Regions from separate parts of the Homo sapiens genome. Here regions 2 and 3 are each linked to region 1. The links are chromatin loops, found by intact Hi-C in ENCODE. Cell type or tissue: endothelial cell of umbilical vein. All regions are shown on one strand.

The links. A loop is a pair of places that touch in the nucleus more often than their neighbours do. Peaks named below come from ENCODE experiments on the same cell type or tissue, not always from the same donor. Only the 100,000 strongest peaks of a DNase experiment are listed, where the experiment ranks them.
Region 2: a loop joins it to region 1, with 2.5 times the contacts of the local background. A loop is called at or near these places in 6 of 110 quality-filtered maps.
Region 3: a loop joins it to region 1, with 11 times the contacts of the local background. A loop is called at or near these places in 3 of 110 quality-filtered maps.

What each region holds. Positions count from the first base shown.
Region 1 is chr10:4,539,997-4,542,496 of GRCh38, reverse strand. No RefSeq gene overlaps it. Among named protein-coding and RNA genes, the nearest start is that of LINC00705, 110 kb to the left of the region's middle. In endothelial cell of umbilical vein, no CTCF peak of the experiment used is centred here; a DNase peak (open chromatin) is centred at 1,016; H3K27ac peaks cover 1,862 bases.
Region 2 is chr10:4,648,913-4,651,412 of GRCh38, reverse strand. It overlaps MANCR (mitotically associated long non coding RNA), which reads left to right. Exons shown (of 4, transcript NR_024475.1): 4 at 210-1,228. Among named protein-coding and RNA genes, the nearest start is that of LINC00705, 6.0 kb to the left of the region's middle. In endothelial cell of umbilical vein, no CTCF peak of the experiment used is centred here; a DNase peak (open chromatin) is centred at 1,202; H3K27ac peaks cover 1,028 bases.
Region 3 is chr10:3,934,842-3,937,341 of GRCh38, reverse strand. LINC02660 (long intergenic non-protein coding RNA 2660) reads right to left here. Exons shown (of 3, transcript NR_183984.1): 3 at 1,530-1,663. Among named protein-coding and RNA genes, the nearest start is that of LINC02660, 24 kb to the right of the region's middle. RefSeq lists enhancers at 1,819-1,868, 1,889-1,938, 1,979-2,168. In endothelial cell of umbilical vein, no CTCF peak of the experiment used is centred here; a DNase peak (open chromatin) is centred at 1,091; H3K27ac peaks cover 1,621 bases.

The sequences.
Region 1 (2,500 bases):
ACCCCTGTGAACAAGTATTTAACGTCAATAAGGTAAAAAATGCTTCCCAAATGCACCTCTGTGTATGTAAAGAGATGTCCCACAGATGGCAGTTCTTAATAAGGAAAGCTTGGAGACAAACTTGACTTTCAATAACAGAGAAATAATAAATAAAAGGAGATGTTAATCCATATCAAGTAATTAGCTAGAAGTTGAAAATTATACTTTCCATGTTAATACTATTCAATTCTTTGGGGCAAATTGTATTACCTATGCTAAGTGACAATAAAAACCAGGGTTAAAAACTTTGTGTGGAGCATAATGTTTTTTCGTTTTAGACATGTGAAATTATTTCTGGGTCAAGATGTCAGGTGAACTCTACCTGCAACTGCTCTTCTCCACAGCAAATATCCACACCTGCATGCTCACACCTGCATACACACACCTGCATGCTCACACCTGCATGCTCACACCTATATACATAGGCACACACACAGCACACGTGCATGCCTGTTGTTGTGATGGCTGCAGATCTCAAAATGGAAGACTTACATGGAGCAGAATCCAGGAGAGGAACATCAACATTGAATAGGGCTGAACTAACAGGGCCATGGGCAGCTTCTGAGAGTGATAAAGGCATCAAAGTTAGAGCTGTGTTTCACTTATCTGTTACCAAATTAAAAGCCACTCCAAACTTCGTGGCTTAAAGCAACACCCTAGTGTCTGACAGCTGGAAGTAGGCTCAGGTAGAGATCTCTCTGGTCTCACCGTTGCCTCTCAGCTGGCTACAGATGCCCAGCTGGGCCTGAATGACCCGGGGTCCACATTTTTGTGTCTAATAAAGGTGCTGTTGGTCTGCTGGGCTACATGTCTCCAGCAGGCTGGGGCTGGCTTCATGTCATGATGGTCAGGCTCAAGAGCAGCAAGAGGGAAAACATGCCCCAATCCACAAGCACATTTCAAATGCCTGCTTGTGTCACATTTGCTAATATCCTGTTGCCAAAGCAAATGCCAGGGCTGTGTCAGTTTTGGAAGGGAATGCAGAAGGGCAAGGATACAGAGAGGTGTGACTCACTGGGAACTATGAATGTACCAGGAAATTCCAGATCCCAGGGAACATCTGATATTGCTGTAACTGCCCAGAGTAAGAGCTAGGAGGAGCCTCTGTGGTACAATTTGACTAGAGACCAGCACTGCAGAGGGCAAAGTTTGGCCCTTCTAAAATCACCCTAAATAAAATTGAGCACATTGGGAGGGGAACACTTTGCTGTTATATGTGTCATAAAATAAAAATTATAAAATATCTTAGCGAGTTTAATATAATAAAGTACACAGTCCAAAACAGTACAGAATATATATCTGAATGGAAACAATGGAAAAATGTGAAAATGATTTTAAGTCAAGAATAGTCATAGTATCCGAAGATGTAAAGGAAAGAATAGTAACCATGAATACAACAACAGCTATATACAAAAATACCAGCTGGGAGCTGGCACGGTGGCTCACACCTATAATCCCAGCACTTTTGGAGGCTGAGGCGGGTGGATCACAAAGTCAAGAGATAGAGACCATCCTGGCCAACATGGTGAAACCCCGTATTTACTAAAAATACAAAAATTAGCTGGGCATGGTGGCACACACCTGTAGTCACAGCTACTCAGGAGGCTGAGGTAGGAGAATTGTTTGAACTTGGGAGGCAGAGGTTGCAGTGAGCTGAGACTGTGCCACTGTGTTCCAGCCTGGTGACAGAGCGAGACTCCATCAAAAAAAAAAAAAAAAAAACAGCTTGAAATCTTAAAGTAACACCACAAAAATACAAACTTCAATGAGTGCCATAAAGAGTCATTTTGGCACAACAAACAGAAATAATGAACAAGAAATTAGAGAAACATGGGAAAAAAATCAAAAAGACCCAATATATATCTTTTAGGAGATCCAGAAGGAGAAAATAGATACAATGGGCAAGCAGTCATATTGAAAGAAAAAACATGCTTGAAAATATTCCAGAATTTAAGAAATAAATGATTTTTTTGGCTGAATAGCCAACTGAGGGCCAAGAAGCTTTGAAAAATTGTGTGCTTGTGTGTGTGTTTGTGTATGTGTCTATATAACTAAAACTAGAAATGAACATAGCAAAACACAAGTGGCAAATCACTAATTACATGACCTAATATTTTTTCTTTATGTATGCCACATTTTCTAACACTTTACTATGAGTATATGGTGCTTTCTTATTCATAAATACCTAATTTAAATATAAAAATACTAATGCCAATGACATTTGACAGGAGGATGAGGAATAAATGAAATTTGAATGGGGAAGAAATCTATGTTAGGACCTATGGTAGTCTCGGAAGGTGTTGTACAATTTGGAAAGATGAACCCAACCGCACTAAATGAAATAAGACTTTTTTTTTGGTAGCTGGGCATCTTCTAAAATTATAGAATCCTATCAGTTTCTGATAATATAAAATCAAATCATACATTTCTCAATGTAAACCACCACTTGAAACTCACAGAG
Region 2 (2,500 bases), 110 kb before region 1:
TAAGAAAAAGAAAACATCAATTTACAGTTTACATGTAAATCCCACAGATAGCACTTAAAATCAAGTAGTAGATAACATAACCTGGCAGCCATCATAATGCTCAGCATTTTATAATTCAAAAAACATAACAATCAGGTTAAACAAATAGTATTTTTTATTAAATGTCACTCAATCCCAGGGCTGAGAATTCATTTGTGTTTTCCTCCTAGACTCAATCACCACAATTGCAATCAAAAGACGGCTTTAGTTGGAACCTGGAACGTGCTAATCCTGTCAGGCAGCCTGTGATTCTGGAAGTGAAGGAACAAAAAAAAAAAAAAAAAGGGAAAATTTCACATAAAATTTCCATATGAGGAAGAAGATGGAAACTTTTGTGTTGTGCGTTCAGTAAAACGGGCACTTTCTTAAGCAGGTGGCAAAGAAAGCCTGAGAATCCGGCCTGACTTTTTCATTTCAGAACCCTGCATTTCCCACACAGAGGAGATAGAGCACAGCCATTGCATGGTAGATCCAGCTTGCTCTCACAGCCATTGTGCAAATAAACATACATGTGGCAAGGCAGTGCAGTTTTCAGTTGTTAAAAGTTCTGTCATGCCACGAGATGGAGCAAAGGATAAACGCTGATGTAAACAGGCAACAGGACTCTGACTCCACACCCCTGTCTGCACGGAGGATGCTCAGTCCTTACACAACAAAATGTGAGATGCTTCCAGTCACCTCCTGGCCCTGACCCCTGAGCTCCGTGCTCACCCCACTGGAGGTCCTGGCAGTTCTCCGAGCAGGCTGTACCTGTCTGGGGTGATCCTCTCCACTTAATGTTAGACATTAAGTTCCCTGTGAAATCTGTTTTGACTCACTGAGGTTATGAATATTTTATCACAACTATCATCATATACTACCAAATCTCCAATTTTCTTATCTCCATTACTAGACTGTGAGCTCCCTGGAGGCTGGACCTGGGTTTGGCACCGAGTGGCACTCATACATACTTCTTGAATAAGAGAATGTATGTACACAGTGGCATGAAATTGATTTGAATTTGTTGGTTTTCTTAAGTGCTAAAGTTGTAGACAGTTCAGTAAAAACTATAAAGCGGTTACCCTGTAAACCATGAGTACTATTAATTGGAACCTCCTTTCTTACATATCCACTTGTGTTTCTGTTAATGTTTCCAAAATAAATAAAGAGCAGGCTAGAGGGAAACCTCCAGTCCTTAGAAACCACGGCACAAGAATACATCTGTATTTGCACTCTGAGCAAGAGACTTCCTGTTGTTGTGTATGTTTCATTAAGAGATCTGGGAAAAATTAGCCTTGTACCAGGATCTGAACTATAGTTTGAAAGTGTTTAGTGGGTACCAATGTTAATGGCATCATTTTTGAATGATATACAGGATATTTTTAAACACTTTCCTTCTGTTCCATTTTTACACTTTCATTATGTTTGCCAGCATTGGGCAGTTGGTTGCATTTACTGAAGTTTGAATAAAAAAATCTAAGATGAGTTACCAAAACACCTGCTAAACTCATCTTGCAAGATTGGTCAATAATAATTTTTATATTAGAGTCTCCCCTCTCTATAGACCTTCAATAATTATTTTTAACATCTGTTTTTCACTTCCAGTGTTATTTTAATTTTACTTCTATATAGGTTTCTATGGATGTCAGATGTTCCAAAATGATTTTTAGTTGTCATAAGCAAAATTGTTGTCATTTTGATAAAATTCCAACAGTGGATTCCAATTTGTTCATTCAAAAATAACATAAATTGCTGGCAAAAGTCAGTAGAAGATATTATATTTATATTTACATGGATTAAGCTGCCAGGAGTGCTATCAGAAAATTTAAATTAACATGGAATGGGATGAAATTTCCCCAAGTCAAAGATACCAACAGAGAGGCAAAGAGAGGTGGTCAGTGGTTAAAGACAGATGAGCAATTAAGGTACTTTCTTCTTAATAAAGATTGAGTTTGTACTTTGTCTTCTTGAAGTCTGGCAGAACATTTCACAGTAGTGGTTGGTGTTTGTAGTTTTGGATTTCCATATTTGAAAACTATACAGTACCTCCATCAGATTTGTTGTAATGGATCCAAATTTGGAAAGTTCTTTACATATTTAAAATGATACATGAGTGGTTCCAGATTCTCCATGGGCCTGATTTCTGGCTGACCAAGGGAATCTCTATTTGTGTCCTTCTCAGGGCTTAGATGCCTGCTGTGCTCACTCCTGCCGAGAGGCACGGCCACCATCTGCAGCTCCTGGCTGCACTTTCTAAACAGCTGCCTGGGTCAGTTCTTTTGACTAAGATATAGCCGAGTTGTACAGTTTACAAATGAATGGAAAATCATCACCCTACCAAGTCTTAAATGGTTATGACTCCATCACTCAAGAAACTTCAGGAATCAACATTTGGTGATCTGAAATACACTGAAGCGTCCACGTAGTGATGTTTGTGTGTTAGATTCTGCTCCATTTTCCAATGTCTTCCCCCATTTTCAGT
Region 3 (2,500 bases), 610 kb after region 1:
CTGTGGAGGGTTATAAATGGGAGGGATATAATTTTTTTAGGTTTTGCAAAGGACACACTGGATGCAACATATTAGGAGAGAAGAGGTTGACATGGATGGACATTTTTGAACTGATGTTAAAATAAAACATTTGATTCCTTTTTCTGTACCTTTATGAATGCAGATGAACATACCCATTGTATGAGTCCATTCTCATATTGCTATAAAAAAATACCTGGGACTGGGTAATTTATAAAGAAAAAGGTTTGATTGGCTCACGGTTCCACAGGCTGTACAAGAAGCACAGTGGCTTCTGCTTCTGGGGAGGCCTCAGGAAACTTACAATCATGGCAGAAGGCAAAGGAGAGGCTGGCACATCTTACATGGTTGGAGCAGGAGGAAGAGAGAGCAACGCGGGAGGTGCCACACATTTTTAAACAACCAGATCTCACAAGAACTCACGACGGGGATGACAGCACCCAGGAGGATGGTGTTAAACCATGAGAAGCCACCCCCACAAGAACTCACATAGGGACGACAGCACCCAGGAGGATGGTGTCAGACCATGAGAAGCCAACCCCACAAGAACTCACGATAGGGATGACAGCACCCAGGAGGATGGTGTGAGACCATAAGGAGCCACCTCCATGGCCCTGTCACCTCCCACCAGGCCCACCTCCAGCATTGGGGATTACCTTTCAACATGAGATTTGGGTGGGGACACAGAGCCCAACCATATCACCCCCTCCTGTCTTGAAATGCCAGGGCTCCCTCCCCAGCCCCACCTGAAGGCAAAGTTCTAGAACCACCCTGAGACAATGAGCCAGTTGCTTCAAATTGAGCATGAAACCACTCAGCGTCCAGAGCAAAGGAAATACATAAAGTGCCTAAATTGGCCTAATGGGATCTTAGTAATCAAATATATCATCATCTGTACATTTTCCATATTACGGTGGGAACACTTTGTAGCCAGCCTAGCTCCCCTCCTGTTCCTGTTAGAATTTTGTTCTTAGAATAAATTTACATCCGTCCCCTGGTGCCAGGGTTCAGGCTGTGTTGCACTTTTCATTATAAGCCATGTTTACCGAAGGTTTACAACTTGGCTGTAAAAACCGGTTGGCACCGAAACTGGAAACTTGGCATGAACAAATTGGCATAAACATTGGCCGGAAGCAGTTTTTCTATCTAAATCTGAGAAAAACAGACTAGGTCATTTTCAAGTTATTTGTGTTATTCATGCATAAATAAAATGAAGCTTGACAGCTTCAAACAGTTGTTTGCTTTTGCGCTCTTCAAAAATAGATTGGATCCAAGAAAAGTAACATTTGGTAAACAAATACTCCATGACGGACTGTAGAAAAAACGAAAGGAAAAAAGAGTGGAGTGCAGTACATTAAATAGAAAGGGAAGATGGAAGCGTTTCAAAAGTCACTTTGTGTCAGAAAGTGGAGTCAGGAAAGGTATTATTAGGTGATTATGTGGTTTCTAGAGGCAAATTTAGAGATTCCTCTGGACTCTAAATTAATAGTGTAAACAAGCAGAGAGCAAGCTTTCAAATAACATAATTTATTTTTTTGAGATCTGAAGCACATCTAAACAACACAAGCTAACTAAATAGATGATGTTCAGGCAAGGAAGAACCAAGTGATTTCTAAATATGTTTTCTAACAGCAGTAGGCTTGGCCTGTAAAACAAACAAACAAAAAGTTTAAAAACTGGGGGAAGAAAAAAACAAAATATAAATGATATAGTAAAACATCTTGGTTGAAAACAATAGCATCAATGTCTGATCTTTCCGCTCATCTATGTATCGAATTAAGTTTAGAAATGCAATTTGTGGGTTTTGAATTCCAGCAGCCAGTAGCAGCTCTCTAAAGAGGGAAAGTGATGGTGCCGACCGCTCCCCAAAGAATGCCTTTTTGGCAAATTTAAAAGTCAGCCTTGACGTCAAGTGACTCCTGAGAAGGCTCCGCATTGAGTTCTGTGAAGCGTGGGCAGATCGGACTTTCACTCTCAAAACTCTGTCGGGGGATGACTACAGACACAGTTTAGGGCAAAATAAAACCAAGCCAATTCAAACAGAAAGTAAAAATAAGTCAGAGAGGAAAGAATGTGGAGGATGGACCAGGCCTGCTGGGGCCCGCGCTCTGTAACAAGCGCCCCTTGGGGAAGGAGTTGTCTCACAGGCTTGCTTTTTATTGATGTTCCTTCCTAACGGTTGTTAGCAGCAGTTAAATCCATATGGTTGTTCTTGGCAAAATGGATCTTGTCCTCTATTTGTAAAGTCTTGTTTCACCAAACTATAGGCAGAGTAATAGAATTCTATCATTGGAAGTGGAAGAATTTTCCACCTGGGGATTTCACCTGAATGGCACCTTTGGCCATTACCTGGCTCTTAGGATCAGCATGGTTCCATCCACGTGGTAATTCAAGCTAACAATTATCTTGGGACACATCTCAAAACTATTAACTCCCCAGAATGATCCACAGTGTTGATTCTCGGGTGGATGCTCCCAGTGTT